5 separate regions of the Homo sapiens genome follow, and regions 1, 2, 4 and 5 are each linked to region 3. Evidence: chromatin contacts called from ENCODE Hi-C or POLR2A ChIA-PET data. All regions are on one chromosome and are shown on one strand. Each heading gives the region's core, a stretch centred on a gene start or an enhancer-like site at or near the end of the contact. The rest is flanking DNA. Distances are from core to core; before and after follow the strand shown. Region 1 holds the start of ABCC10 (ATP binding cassette subfamily C member 10). Region 2 holds the start of DLK2 (delta like non-canonical Notch ligand 2). Region 3 holds the start of HSP90AB1 (heat shock protein 90 alpha family class B member 1). Region 4 overlaps ZNF318 (zinc finger protein 318). Region 5 holds the start of POLR1C (RNA polymerase I and III subunit C).

The links. Hi-C counts contacts between places; a loop is a spot of excess contacts on that map. ChIA-PET counts read pairs that join two places held with the same protein, here RNA polymerase II (POLR2A). Pooled maps may share reads with other maps.
Region 1: a loop to region 3 is called in a pooled map, with 15 times the contacts of the local background. The contact joins the promoter of ABCC10 here to the promoter of HSP90AB1 in region 3. A Hi-C loop is called at or near these places in 10 of 50 pooled maps. POLR2A ChIA-PET finds 5 or more read pairs at or near these places in 2 of 52 experiments (PC-9 and activated CD4-positive, alpha-beta T cell).
Region 2: POLR2A ChIA-PET joins it to region 3 with 13 read pairs in A549. The contact joins the promoter of DLK2 here to the promoter of HSP90AB1 in region 3. POLR2A ChIA-PET finds 5 or more read pairs at or near these places in 2 of 52 experiments (A549 and BJ).
Region 4: a pooled map shows a loop between it and region 3 (2.6-fold over the local background). The contact joins the enhancer-like site here to the promoter of HSP90AB1 in region 3. A Hi-C loop is called at or near these places in 1 of 50 pooled maps. POLR2A ChIA-PET finds 5 or more read pairs at or near these places in 2 of 52 experiments (activated T-cell and naive thymus-derived CD4-positive, alpha-beta T cell).
Region 5: a map of CD8-positive, alpha-beta T cell shows a loop between it and region 3 (11-fold over the local background). The contact joins the promoter of POLR1C here to the promoter of HSP90AB1 in region 3. A Hi-C loop is called at or near these places in 1 of 168 maps with a recorded cell type or tissue (CD8-positive, alpha-beta T cell), 3 of 37 single-sample maps with no recorded cell type and 19 of 50 pooled maps. POLR2A ChIA-PET finds 5 or more read pairs at or near these places in 6 of 52 experiments (CD4-positive, alpha-beta T cell, GM10248, H1 and 3 more).

What each region holds. Positions count from the first base shown.
Region 1 is chr6:43,426,064-43,428,844 of GRCh38, reverse strand. It overlaps ABCC10 (ATP binding cassette subfamily C member 10), which reads right to left and starts at 1,304. Exons shown (of 22, transcript NM_001198934.2): 1 at 1,088-1,304; 2 at 706-877. The coding sequence starts at 866. RefSeq lists an enhancer at 658-727.
Region 2 is chr6:43,454,000-43,456,797 of GRCh38, reverse strand. DLK2 (delta like non-canonical Notch ligand 2) reads left to right here and starts at 1,250. Exons shown (of 6, transcript NM_023932.4): 1 at 1,250-1,403; 2 at 1,918-2,048; 3 at 2,324-2,387. The coding sequence starts at 1,973. RefSeq lists enhancers at 1-593, 2,222-2,271 and silencers at 1,192-1,431, 1,532-1,581, 1,612-1,691.
Region 3 is chr6:44,245,758-44,248,662 of GRCh38, reverse strand. It overlaps HSP90AB1 (heat shock protein 90 alpha family class B member 1), which reads right to left and starts at 1,562. Exons shown (of 12, transcript NM_007355.4): 1 at 1,468-1,562; 2 at 1-33. The coding sequence starts at 33. RefSeq lists enhancers at 463-512, 997-1,751, 2,506-2,905 and a silencer at 2,063-2,302.
Region 4 is chr6:43,337,164-43,339,863 of GRCh38, reverse strand. ZNF318 (zinc finger protein 318) reads left to right here. Exons shown (of 10, transcript NM_014345.3): 10 at 1-2,700. Among named protein-coding and RNA genes, the nearest start is that of CRIP3, 30 kb to the right of the region's middle. RefSeq lists an enhancer at 773-822. Within about 2 kb of position 1,400, at least 2 of the 41 ENCODE cell types and tissues checked have a DNase peak (open chromatin) inside an H3K27ac peak, as active enhancers do.
Region 5 is chr6:43,515,546-43,518,392 of GRCh38, reverse strand. POLR1C (RNA polymerase I and III subunit C) reads right to left here and starts at 1,304. Exons shown (of 9, transcript NM_203290.4): 1 at 1,215-1,304; 2 at 1,016-1,087. The coding sequence starts at 1,283. YIPF3 (Yip1 domain family member 3) reads left to right here and starts at 1,467. Exons shown (of 9, transcript NM_015388.4): 1 at 1,467-1,666; 2 at 2,298-2,504; 3 at 2,692-2,798. The coding sequence starts at 1,586. RefSeq lists an enhancer at 1,178-1,727.

The DNA of each region.
Region 1 (2,781 bases), core at 55-2,554, 820 kb after region 3:
AAAGCAAGAAAGACCTCTTGGATAGAGACACTTCCCCCCATCAGACTAGGAACTCCCAAAGGCAGAGACCACACCGTCCTCCTATCTTCTCGGCAGCCAGAATGAGACTAACTTTAGTCATCTCTAGCCATACAAGAACTAAATACAAAATCAAGTTGAGTTTAGCATCCACACCTTATAGCCCTTAATTGGGGAAGGCTTAATGTTTGATTTTGCTCTTCTTGTCTATCTACTGCTTCCTCTTCAGCTGAGCCTAGGTATGCTTTTCTTAATCTGGAAACACTAAGGTTTCATGGGTTGCAGTGGTGAGAAACTGAGCCTACAACTTAAACACATCATCGCTTTTGGCTAAAAACGTTGTTCCCCCAATTCTGCCTCCAATTCATGACAGCTGAGTCCGGGTAGCTGAAAATGGACAATTCTGATGATTTCTGATACTCATCGGACCTTTAAAAACATGCCAGGCGCTGCACTATATGCTTAAATTCATTATCTCATTTAAACCTCCCAACAATGAGACTCAGAGAAGGCAGGTACTTGCCCAAGAACAGCCACATTGCTGCTAAGTAGCAATGCTTAGATTTTATTCTACTTCTGCCCTACTCCAGAGACCTCGCTATTCTGGTGACACTGCCGGAAGATGTAGGCCGCGGGTGAGATCTGCAGGCACACATGGACAGATGCCTTGCGCCCGTCTCTACCCACCTCGGGGTGCCCAAGTAACAGGCACTGAGCACGGCGAGGAGCGCGTGGGGCAGGGCGCTGAGCACCAGCTGGGTGAAGCAGTGGCCTGTGGTGTCCCCCTCCCACAGCGGGAGCGGCCACGCTGCGCTGCTGCCGCACAGCTGGGCCAGAAGTCGTTCCATGGACGCCTCACCTGAAGGGAAAGTTGAGGGTGACGGCTGTGCAGGGTAACAGCCGGCTTTGCCTGCACTTCCCAGCCGGGTCTCCCTGTCTCCAGCCCCGCCCTGGAACCGGGACCGCCCGTCGCTTCCGCCCCGAAGCCAGACCCCGCCCATTCTCGCGGTACCAAGGGTAAAAACGGGAGGAGGTTTCCCCAGTGGATTTCTGGACGCTGGTCACCCACCTTGCCATCTGTTTTTCCCCTCCCGTTTCTCCGCCCCCAGGCATCCGGAACCTCAAACCTGAAGAAGCTGCTGTGCACCGGATTCCGATATCCTGAGAACTGGTGTATGCAAAAAAAAAAAAAGTACTGCCCGGCCGGGGTGCTGGGCCCGCCCCGGCTGGCACCCCACCTAGAGGTTGGAAGACCTAGCCGGCGCTATTCGCCACGCCCATATGCTGGTAGCTGCACGCATGTGCACTGCTCTCTGCTTCGGCTGGCCTTTGCACGCAGGCGCGCTGGTGCAGACGCACAGTTGCGTTTTGGTACGCTTTTGTGGCCTGACTTGCGTTAAGGATCCATCCCTCCCTTAGTGCAACGTCATTTATAACCTCTCACGTGGAGTATTCGCTCACAACTGTGTAAGCTTACTAGTTGGCACAAGCATTGCAATCTCCATTTCTTGAAGAGGTGGGGAGCCGGGCACGGTTGCGCGCCTCGGTAGTCCCTGCGCGCCCGTAGTCTCTGCGCGCCGGTAGATCCCAGGAGGATGGCCTGAGCCCAGGAGTTCGAGAACAGTCCAAGCAGCATAGCGAGACCCCAGTCTCAGATAGATAGATGGATGGATGGAAATTCAAACATACCTGCCCCACGGACAAATAATGCCATTTTGGGACACACTGTTTTCCCTTATTATTCTAGGGCTGCATGACCTTGGACAAGTTACCTAACTTTTTTGAGCCTCAACTTTTTTTTGGGGGGGGGACGGAGTCTCGCTCTGTCACCAGGCTGGAGTGCAGTGGCACAATCTCGGTTCACTGCAACCTCCGCCTCCCGGGTTAAAGCGATTCTCCTGCCTCAGCCTCCCGAGTAGCTGGGACTACAGGCGCGCGCAACCACGCCCAGCCAATTTTTTTGTTCGTATTTTTAGTAGAGACGGGGTTTCACCATGTTGGCAAGGATGGTCTCGATCTCCTGACCTCGTGATCCGTCCGCCTTGGCCTTCCGAAGAGCCGGGATTACAGGCGTGAGCCACCACCCCGGCCGAGCCTCAACTTCTTTATTTGTACAACAGGGACAATACCAATACTAAAGTACTGTTGAGAGAGTTGAATAATTAATTTAGAGTGCTTAGGGCAAGTGCTTTGCCTAGGGTAGTCCTCCAATAAATCTTTTAAGGAAGCAGTGGGAAGAACATAACCTTTATAATTATACGGACCTGGGTTTGAATGCTTTTAGCAGAGGGATGTTGGGCAGGTTACTTCTGCATCTTTATTTTATTATGTTTGTCAGGCATGGTGTTGGTATCCGCCTTTACATAGGTGTGTACAGTGCTTGAAGAAGAAAAGCTAAACAAATGACAATTATGGTTATCCCACTTAATCTCAGTAAGAAGCCCCATATCCCTCAACGTCAAGAATTAATTTTCCTATTTTTAAAAACTAAGAGATGTAGGTTTGCATTTCACAATCTTTAGTAATTAATTAACAGAGTCTTGCTACCTGGCCCAGGCTGGTCTTGAACTCCTGGCCTCAGGTGATGCGCTTGCCTTGGCCTCCCAAAGTGCTGGGATTATAGGTGTGAGCCACTGCACCTGGCCAGGCTCCACTTCTAATTCTAATTCACTTGCTGTTTCCATCACATCTGCAGTTACTTCCTCCACTGATGTCTTGAAGGTCCATCCGTGAAGGTTGGAATCAGCTTCTTCCAAACTTCTG
Region 2 (2,798 bases), core at 1-2,500, 790 kb after region 3:
GCGTTCCTGACCTCTGCCCTGTTGTCCTGCACAAACTAGAAATTATGTTCTGGGTCCTTGTCTTTTTTTGGGGGGGGGCGGGGGTCGGAGTTTTGCTCTGTCCCCCAAGCTGGAGTGCAGTGGCGCGATCTTGGCTAACTGCAACGTCTGCCTCCCGGGTTTTCAAGCGATTTTCCTGCCTCAGCCTTCCGAGTAGCTGGGATTACAGGCGCGCACCACCACGCCTGGCTAATTTCTGTATTTTTAATAGAGACGGGTTTCACCATGTTGGCCAGGCTGGTCTCGAACTCCTGACCTCAGGTGATCCGCCCGCCTCAGCCTCCCAAAGTGCTGGAATTATAGGCGTGAGCCCACCGAGCTTGGCTGGGTCCTTGTCTTGAAATGTGTCTCTGAGCCATTAGCCAGAAGGGGGCAAAGAGGCCTGGAGGGCAGCTTTCCCCCACTCCCCCTCCGTTACTCTCTGAATCTGAGCTCCAGGTTTGGGCAGTTGAGGTTTAGCCTGAGGCCAAGGACGAACGTGATGGGGTACAGGAGAAGACTTGGCGGTGGAGGGGGTTTTGTGTGCACATTTACAGAGTCAGGGGCATTCCCAGTCCAGAAAGGATTCTCAGAGGCAGTCACAAAAAGGAATGGGGTGGAAGGGCTGAGACTTGAGGGAGGGAAGGGTGGTGGGGGTAGGGCCGGGGTGTGGTTGGGTGGATCGGGTTGATATTTATATAGGGATAGGTTGATCTTGGAAGGCTGGAGACGGCAACGTGGACAGGAAGAAGCGGAGGGCGAGGAGGAGCAGAGGAGCACACAGATGAAGCAGGTGATGAAGGCTTTACAAGCGGGGAGGCGTGGGCTGGTGACAGGCGGAGGGCGGGGAGCGATTGCCTGCGTGTGCATAGATCTATATGAGAAGCGTGATGAGCGGCGGACAAGCGAAGGCAGGGCTGGGGCGTGGGCCGCGGAGCGCTGGTCGGGAAAGTGGGCATGGGAGATGAGAGAATAACGGGGTTGCGCTCCTTTGGCTTAATAGTTTGCTCCCATTGAGACTCCTAAGATTTCCTCCTCTCTTGGAAGGAAGCTGGGTTCGGGGCGTTGGGTAGCCGCGGAGGGCCGGGGCCCCGGGGCGCGCCGGGTGCTAGGTGTGCGCCGTGCGTCGCGGGGGGGGGGATGGGGGTGGGGGCGGGCTCCGCCCCTGGCAGGGGGCCTGAGCGCGCGCGAGGAGCAGCCGCTGCCGCCGCTCGGGGTCGCCTGGAGCCCCAGATTCCCGAGCGCTCGGCTCGCATGGCAGCCGCTTCGGCGCCCGGCCCCGCGGCCAGCTAGGGGCGGCCCCGCGCTCCCTCACGGCCCCTCGGCGGCGCCCGTCGGATCCGGCCTCTCTCTGCGCCCCGGGGCGCGCCACCTCCCCGCCGGAGGTGAGGACTGCGGGGACAGGGCGCGGTGGGGATTCCAGGCCCCGCGCCGCCGCCGAACCCAGCGCGGCGGAGATAGAAAGGGGACGTGGGAGAGAGTGGTGGTGGCGGGGGGGGGGGCTGTCGGAGCTGTGGGGCGGAGACTGCTCGCTGCCGGGAACCGTCCTTCCCTCCGGCCCCCGCGTCCCCTCCGTGCTCGAGGCCGCCTCTCGGCGCTGTCCCCATCCCGCGGACCCCTCCGTCCTGACTACGATCCCAACCCCAGCCATTCCCGCGCCTGGCCTCGCTCCGCGATGCCCATCTTTCCCCTCCTTGCAGACCCCGCTCCCGGGTTCCTGTCTTCGCTCTCCTCGCTCTCTTCGCCTGCTCAACCCTTCCCTGCCCCCATCCTCCCGCTACCCCCATCCCCTTCTTCTGTCCCGGCGCCCCTCTCCCTCGTCGGCTCCTGTCACTTGGAACCCGTATCCGTGCCGCTATCTCCGCGTCCGGCCGCCTCCCAACCGGTGCCGTCCCACAGGTGTCCACGCGTCCGGCCGTCCATCCGTCCGTCCCTCCTGGGGCCGGCGCTGACCATGCCCAGCGGCTGCCGCTGCCTGCATCTCGTGTGCCTGTTGTGCATTCTGGGGGCTCCCGGTCAGCCTGTCCGAGGTGAGCGCGCCCGCTGGGCTCCAGTCGCGGCCCTGTCCAGCCGTCCTCGCTTGCACGTTGACCTCTGCCGGCCGGAGGCGGCACTGCAGTCGCTCCGACCCGCGGGGCAAGCAAGACCGAGGTTGCCTTTTTGGAATGGGATGAGTTTCTGTGTTATGTCCTGCCCTAGGGTTGAGTCCGCTCAGTTACTGGAACCCCAATCCTCTCCTGAGTCCCGCATCCCAGCGAGCTGTGCCCTGACTCAGACTCACCCCTCCCACATCAATCTCTTGCAGCCGATGACTGCAGCTCCCACTGTGACCTGGCCCACGGCTGCTGTGCACCTGACGGCTCCTGCAGGTACCTGTCCTGAGCACGTGCCCCCAAACCCTTTGGTACCCATTTCTAAGCCCTTCACGTGCACAACAGTGTCTAGGGGCTTCAGACTCTACTCTTCATGCCTCATCACTCCTATGGCTGACTGGCCAGTCCCCCTTTCCCCTTTACCTCACCTCTCTTGCTTCTTCTAGTTTTTATCTCCCCACTTCTTTAATCTCCCAAGTCTGATCCAGGGATTGTCTGAACTCCTGACAGGGAGAGAGACCTAAAGCTTGAGAGAGCTTGGGGATTGGGTGCCATGAGGAAATGGAAAGATAAAGGAAAAAGGGAAAGAGAAATGGTTTAGCCTGGAAAAGAAATGCTGCAGGGAGAGTTGCTGGGGAGAAACACTTACAATGAAAGAGGATCTTTCTTGATGAGTTTGAGTAGTTG
Region 3 (2,905 bases), core at 313-2,812:
CTCCTCCTCTCCATGGTGCACTTCCTCAGGCATCTAAAATAAAAATCTCATTAATTACAAAAGAACACTAAGGCCCCATGTTTAAAAATCCTAAAGGTCATATCATTTGTTAGGACCTTAGACAGTGAGTTCAGACTGGTTTAACCGGAGTACTATCCCTTCCCAAGACTAAAAATGCATTCTCTTAAAGATCTCAGACTACACACTAAGTGGGAGGCCTGAAAATTCAGAAGGAAAAAGAAAATAAGCTAAATATTCTTCAACCAAATGTCACAGAACCCACCTACTTAAAGAATGGTGACCAGCAGCCTCAGCATCATCTGGTAGTATGGCAGAAAAATCATAATGTTGGTCCAACCCAGGTATCTAGAGATCCCAAGTAATCCTTACACAAATTTAAATGTGAAAATCACTACCTACAGTTCTTTATTTGGGGGAGATCAAAGTGACTAGTTTAAGATAAAAATGGCACTAACTTTAAACTGCTCCCCCTGAGGTGTCAGTTCCTAAGACCAGTCCAAGGGCGGGACACTCCTGCCCCATAGGGCAGGGAGGAATAACCTGGGATCCATACGATACCCACCGGAGGAGCAATTAAATCCGGACAAAGAATTCTTAAGCCAAAAGCTCCACCACGACCCTTTCACAGCACAAAATTACAGAACAGGACCAAACCCAAGAAAGATGGTGGCCGTAGCCACCAGGCCGACACTCGTCACTGCCGGACATGCGTCGGCCAGGACCACGCGAGGAGGGGGCGCCGCAGTGCACCCTCCCTCGCCCCAGCATCCGGGCACTGGGGCGGGGCGCCAGAATCCAGAAGCTTCCAGAACAATCTCAGCTCTCGAGGAAGGGCGGAGGAAGGAGCCCATGAATCTTCCAGAACCTGCTCCCCTCCCCGCCCCTCCTCCACCGGGACTGCAAGAAAGATCTGGAAGGAGGGAGTATCGGGTGCTGGAGACCGAAAGCTCTCTTCCCACACCGTCAACCCTCCCTCACAGAAACAAAGCACCCAAGAAGGCTTTAACAACGCGTCCGATAAGAGAGGTGACAAAGCCAGTCCCACAAGGCCGTGCTGAGTCACCCGAGCGGGCACCCCCGCCACCCTGCGGTCCCCCTCCGACGCCCCGTAGCCGCGTCCGGAAGTGGAGGGGCAAAAATGGCAGCGTCCCGGGCCGCGCGGCCACCACGTGCAGCTGCCAGCCGCCCACTGCCCCAACCCCACAGCCCACCTCGCTACGGCCAGCAGGCGCCGAGAGAAAGCCCCACCCCCCAAACACACTAGAGAAAACCGAGGAGGACTCAAAAAACCTCACCCACCACTACCCTCACCCTATAAAAATCCAGAGCGTTATCCACAAGCCACCCCGACATCTAGACTAAGGCTCCCTAAAGGACAGAAAAAAACAAAAACAACACGAATACAGCACTAAAGGGAAAGAAGCCTAGCGGAGATCTCAGCCTTACCTTGAAAAGAAAAGGATTATACGTAATAGTGAGCAACGTAGGCTTGCTTTCCGATACCCAGACAGTCCCAACACTGCGCCGGAGTGACTCGAGAGAGCTACTGCGTGCCCCAAGTCGCCCTATATAAGGCGAAGCACAGTACAGCCGCCCTCCTGTAGATCCCTCCGCCTTAAAGGAGTATGATTGTCAACCCCGCACCTGCCGCCACCAGCCCACCTTGACGTCATGGTCCGAAAAAAAGAGGGGGCGGGGAAGAACCCAAGCAACGGATCCGCCCACACATTTGCTTGTGATCACAGCCCCATAGTTTCACGTCTAGGACATGACTCCATCAAGAGCGGGGATGAGGAGTGCTCATTTGGCATAAACGGTGTCTCTACGGGCGAGGAACCCACTGACCTCCCTAAACACTTGTGGGGCAGGCGTCCCCACACCCAAGGGCGGGACTGGGGGGGACACCGAAAAAGAGCGGAGGCAGCTAACCACGCGGACCACCGCTCCCAGACCCAATCTTCTTCCTAGCATCTGCCCTACACATCTCGCGTCCCGACAGAGGGACTGGCATTCGGGACCCAACCTTGGGTAGCCCCAGATCCCGACTCTCGCAGGAGTAGAGGAAGGGCGGAGGGTTCGCGCTGAGGGGCAGCTCAGCGTAGGGGGAGGGCGCCGGCCGGGGCTGGCGGGGACTCTTTGCCGACATGCGGCGGAAGGCGCGGCGGCGGCACTGCGGCATTTCCAGCAGTTTCCAGGCCTGTCTCGGCGGTCCCGCCCCCTCCCCGCGAGGCTCCGCCTCTCCGGCTGCGGCCGGGGCAGGGTTTTTGCAGCGACCCCACCCGGCGACCCGCTCTGACCTGTCCGAGAGACGCGGGTACCAGCCCAATCCTCAGGGATGGGATGGAGGGTTGGGGAGGGATCGGCTGACCCCTCCTTCCCCGCGTCAATCACACAACACCCAGGCACCTGGGGCGGCTCTGCGGGCGTACACTTTTGCAGACTGAGAGTGGAGTACCTGCGGGGGGGACCCCCCTCTAGCCCCTGCGGCCGCCACGTACACGGAGCACGGGGACATGCGCCCTCCCTACGCAGGCACGTCAAGCCCTTTCTCAAGCTGGTTCGCTTTTTTTCCGCCCACTTCGCTCCTGCAGCCATTTGGACCTGGGAAGGAGGGAGTCTCTGGGAACCAGTGCAGGGCAGCCGGAGCTCTTGGAGGCCGCGTGACGATGCCGGCCACAGAGCGGCTGGCCAAGTTGTTCCCCTTCAGCCTTGGCACCAGAGCCCCTAGGCCATGCCCCTGGCCAGTGAGCTGCCGTGTCTGGCCTGGCTCAGCCGTTTTGCCTGCCCTCCAGTTGGCAAGCTGTCCTTGCCTTTCCAAGGCCTCATCCGAAAGCCTGCTGGACCCACAACCCCTCCAGGAGAGAATAGCCACTCCCTGCTCTGT
Region 4 (2,700 bases), core at 151-2,650, 910 kb after region 3:
ATTAAGTCCTCTGGAACCACTGCTAAACCTCTGCCAGTGGTTAAAGAGTCTTCAGCTGATCTCCTCTTACCTCCAGACATCATCTCCAAAGCATTTGGAGGGGAAGAGGTGATTCTAAAAGGGTCTCCAGAGGAAAAAGTGGTGTTGGCTGAAAAGAGTGAGCCATCTCATTTACCTGAACAAATACTACCACCTCCTCCACCACCCCCACCTCCACCACCTCCACCACCCCCCGTTATACCTCATCCAGCTGCCCCGTCTGCTGCTCAAGCAAATGCTATCTTGGCTCCAGTAAAATCAAACCCAGTTGTATCTCAGACTCTCAGCCCTGGCTTCGTGGGTCCTAACATTTTGAACCCAGTGTTGCCTGTAGCCATCATGGCCTCAGCACAGCCAGCTGCCATTCCTTCTGATGAGACAGCTCCTGGGGTGAGTGAGAGTGACCGAGACCAGACCCTGTTCTCTGTGTTAGTACGTCCTCCACCACCCCTCTCAAGTGTGTTCAGTGAACAAGCCAAAAAATTAGAGAAGCGAAATTCATGCTTAGCCACAGCCAATGCTAAGGACCTGTATGACATATTCTATAGTAGTGGTGGAAAGGGGGCCCCTGAGACTAAGGGGGCCCCTGAGACTAAGCTAAGTGGTGGTCCATTGGCCAATGGGGAAAATAGCAACCTCTCTAGAACCAAAAGTTCAGACACCTCTTCTACTTCTCCTTTGAACAGCAGTGCATCCCAAGAGGAGTTGCATCAAGATGAGGGTTTGGTCGCTGCTCCTATAGTTAGCAACTCTGAAAAGCCCATTGCAAAAACTCTGGTGGCCCTAGGGAAATGGTCAGTTGTAGAACATGTAGGCCCAAAAAGCACAGGCAGCACCTATGGCTTCCTACAGCCTCTGACAAGGTTGTGCCAAAGCAGGCCTTATGAAACAATTACCCCAAAGACAGACACTTTGGCCATATGGACCTCTAGTTCCTTCCAGAGTGACACTAGTAGGGATATATCTCCAGAGAAGAGTGAGCTTGACCTGGGAGAGCCAGGACCACCTGGTGTAGAACCACCTCCTCAACTGTTAGATATACAGTGCAAAGAATCTCAGAAGTTGGTAGAAATCCACCTCAGAGAATCTGTTAACCAGGATAAGGAAAGCCAAGAGCTCCGTAAATCTGAGGATTGTAGAGAAAGTGAGATAGAGACAAACACTGAACTAAAAGAAAGGGTAAAGGAGCTGTCTGAGGGGATAGTTGATGAGGGAGTAAGTACCAGCATTGGACCCCACAGCATAGATGATTCTAATTTGAACCATGGAAACAGATACATGTGGGAGGGAGAAGTAAAACAGCCCAACTTGCTAATGATTGACAAAGAGGCTGAACAGTCCAATAAATTGATGACAGGAAGTGAAACTCCAAGTAAAGTAGTGATCAAATTGAGTCCACAGGCTTGCTCTTTCACAAAGGCAAAATTAGACTCATTTTTATCAGAAGCTAGGTCTTTACTCAACCCACAAGATACACCTGTGAAAATTTCTGCCCCAGAGTTGCTGCTTCATTCCCCAGCCAGATCAGCTATGTGTTTAACAGGTAGTCCACAAGAGCAAGGAGTTTCAGTTGTTAGTGAGGAGGGGCTAGAGAATTCAGCTCCAGAATCAGCTTCTAGAACTTCTAGGTACAGAAGTCTCAAACTCAAGAGAGAAAGATCAAAAGACTTTCAAGTTAAAAAGATCTATGAGTTGGCTGTTTGGGATGAAAACAAGAAGAGGCCAGAGACCTGGGAGAGCCCAGAGAAACCAAAAACAGAAGCACTGGAGCTACAAGATGTCCATCCAGAGTTAACAGTGACAATAGAAAGCAAGGCCCTAGAAGACTTTGAAGCTACAGACTTAAAGGTAGAGGAGCTTACTGCCCTGGGGAATCTGGGGGATATGCCTGTTGATTTCTGCACTACTCGGGTAAGCCCAGCACATAGATCCCCAACTGTCTTGTGTCAGAAAGTGTGTGAAGAAAATTCTGTATCACCTATAGGGTGTAATTCCTCCGATCCCGCTGACTTCGAACCAATCCCATCTTTTTCTGGGTTTCCGTTAGATTCTCCCAAAACCTTGGTGCTTGACTTTGAGACAGAGGGTGAACGAAACTCACCTAATCCCAGGAGTGTTAGGATCCCTTCTCCTAACATTTTGAAAACTGGACTTACAGAAAATGTTGACCGTGGCTTGGGGGGCCTAGAGGGAACACACCAGGCCCTTGACCTGTTAGCAGGAGGAATGATGCCTGAGGAAGTAAAAGAATCTTCCCAATTAGACAAACAAGAGTCACTCGGATTGGAATTAAAAACAATTAATTCTGCAGGCCTTGGGCCATCTCCTTGCCTTCCAGACCTTGTTGACTTTGTCACACGGACCTCTGGAGTTCAAAAAGATAAACTGTGTTCTCCACTCTCTGAGCCAGGTGACCCTTCTAAATGTAGTTCCCTGGAGTTGGGGCCATTACAGCTAGAAATATCGAATGCATCCACCACAGAGGTGGCAATTCTGCAAGTAGATGATGACAGTGGCGACCCTCTGAATTTGGTTAAAGCTCCAGTGTCAAGGTCCCCTCCAAGGGAGCAGGTAATTGAAGACAATATGGTCCCTCAGGGAATGCCTGAACAGGAAACTACAGTTGGTGCCATCCAGGACCACACAGAATCCAGTGTTCAC
Region 5 (2,847 bases), core at 55-2,554, 730 kb after region 3:
TGATACCACAATGCATCAAAGCAGTTCCCAAGCCAAAAAGTCATTTTATGCTACCCCCACAGCCTTTACCAAAGCAATCATAAATTTACCTTCTATTCTACCTTTGCTCTATTTCTACCATCAGTCTTAGTTCATGTCTTCAACCTCAGCTTCCCTTACAACAGATCTGCCTGCTCCATATGATCCTCCTCAAACTCATTCCCTCCCAGCCACCAAGGTTGCAAATCTCATCATGTCTGCTTAAGAACTATTCAATCTCCCTATCATCAACAGTGCCCAAGACACACTTCAACCTTGCCTACCACTCATGCCAGAACTACTTGGACATGCCCGGAGCACACTTCACACAAGCCATAATTTTTTTTCAAGCATTAACCTTTTTCATTGTTCATACTTTATTCCTTGTATCAACAGGTTAAAAAAGTAAAATTTTCCCAAGCACTGATTTACAGATCATGTTTATAAGCTGCACGCAAAGGTCAGTTGCCTAAACGGTAACATTCAGTAATCTATTTAAATGCAATTTTAACCCTTATTTTAAGCTAAGTGAAACAATACAAAAGACTAAATACACACAAAACCTGTATATCCTGAACTTCACTGACTTGAAACAAACCCTTCATAATTTAACTCCTGTTCTTTTTTACTTACCATTCAAGGCTCAATTGAGATGTACCCTCCTCTTGAAATGTTAAGTACCTCTCCGCCCCTCTTCCTGGTCTCAGCGTAATGCTCCCCACCCCAACCCTGCCGTCTTCATCGCTATCAACCACCTTCACCATATTACACTAGATTCACTGTTTATACACACCATTCCTCAACAAGACTGAACATCTTTGCAGAACTGGGTAGAAACCGTGTCTAATTTGGCCTGTAAACGGAGCGTCTAGCACATTGCTCAACAAACTTACAAACGGAGCGACCCCCAAGAGCAGCTTCTGAGACAGACACAGGCTGCTCAGACCACAAGGTCTGGCCTTCATAACCCTCCCCAGACAACTCCGGCCCCACTTACCTTCTCGAAGCGGTCCTGGTCCCAGGCATCATCATAACCGGAATAGTTACCGGGAAAGTCAGTAGTATGGACCTAGAGCAAAGGGACGAATTTGTCCACGAAGGGACAGTGAGCCCACAGCTATCCCCACGCCAATCCCAAGACCCATCCCTGTTCCGCTCTCATTCCTCCCGCCCGAGCTCAAGGCCACAAGGCTTACATTGCGAACCCCAAACTCCCCCAGAACCACGCGGCTCCGCATTTCCTCCACCGCCTGAGAAGCCGCCATCTTCAATCTCTCCACGAGACTAGAGGTTCTATCTCGCGCGTGCGTCCTAGTAGCCCTGCTCCGTCTCCGTGGCAACGCACCGCCTCCTGGAATCTTAAATATCGCGAGATTTTTCCCCGCCCCCGTCCACGTCCCCAGCTTCCGGAAGTTGCTTTTGTCCAAACATCCGGGCTTCTCCTTTTTGTGTTCCGGCCGATCCCACCTCTCCTCGACCCTGGACGTCTACCTTCCGGAGGCCCACATCTTGCCCACTCCGCGCGCGGGGCTAGCGCGGGTTTCAGCGACGGGAGCCCTCAAGGGACATGGCAACTACAGCGGCGCCGGCGGGCGGCGCCCGAAATGGAGCTGGCCCGGAATGGGGAGGGTTCGAAGAAAACATCCAGGTAATGGCCCCAAGGCACCAGCTGCCAGCAGCCGGAGGGCCGGCGATGTCCAGAAGTGTCTTGGGGATTCCCCCTCTGGGCCTGGAAGTCCGCTCCATTTACAAAACTCTCTTCTTTGGGTCTTCGTGCACACTAAAGTCAGTGGGATTAACATTGACCTGAAAGGGCCAGACTACTACTCCAGCCTGAGGATCTCGGGTTTCAGGGCCCGCCCGAGGCATTAGGAAGAAGGTATTCTTGGAACAAGTTAGGAGGTTGGTCGGGGTAAGGCATGGAGTGGGGTTGGGTGGGATTCACTGGCATTCGCTGAAAACATACTATGTGTATAGTTTTGTTTGGGGCTTAGGAAAGAAGGAAATGGGCACTTTTTCAGCCTTTTAGTCTTTGATAGGTAACATAGGAGAAAGACATGAATGGAAGACTAGTAGGTTTCCCAGGCTAGAAAAGATAGCCAAAGCTAGAAACCAGGCGTTCTGAGAGCATATGAGGGGGAATGGAGTGGCATGATCTGTAGTGATTCCAAGCCGTATCCTCAGCAGTGGAAGAACAAAGCCCTAAACCCTGGGATGAGCAGAGGACTTAATGGATGGAACAGAAAAGTCCTGCACTCTAGGAGCCATTGTCTTCACAGGGCGGAGGCTCAGCTGTGATTGACATGGAGAACATGGATGATACCTCAGGCTCTAGCTTCGAGGATATGGGTGAGCTGCATCAGCGCCTGCGCGAGGAAGAAGTAGACGCTGATGCAGCTGATGCAGCTGCTGCTGAAGAGGAGGATGGAGAGTTCCTGGGCATGAAGGGCTTTAAGGGACAGCTGAGCCGGCAGGTGGCAGATCAGGTAAGCAAGATTGAATCCTCTGCAGGTAGAAAAGTAGACCTAGGTATGTCCCGTGTTCTGGAATTGGTGTTGGTGATGTTCGCCCCAGGTTGTCCAGTTAGAACCATGTAGAAATCAAACGGAAAATAGGCAACAGGATCTAGAACCAACAGTACCACAATACCTATGCCCATCTTCCTTACTTCAGATGTGGCAGGCTGGGAAAAGACAAGCCTCCAGGGCCTTCAGCTTGTACGCCAACATCGACATCCTCAGACCCTACTTTGATGTGGAGCCTGCTCAGGTGCGAAGCAGGTGAGGAGCCTTCTCTTGAAGAAGCTTCCCTCCTAACACCTAGACCTTC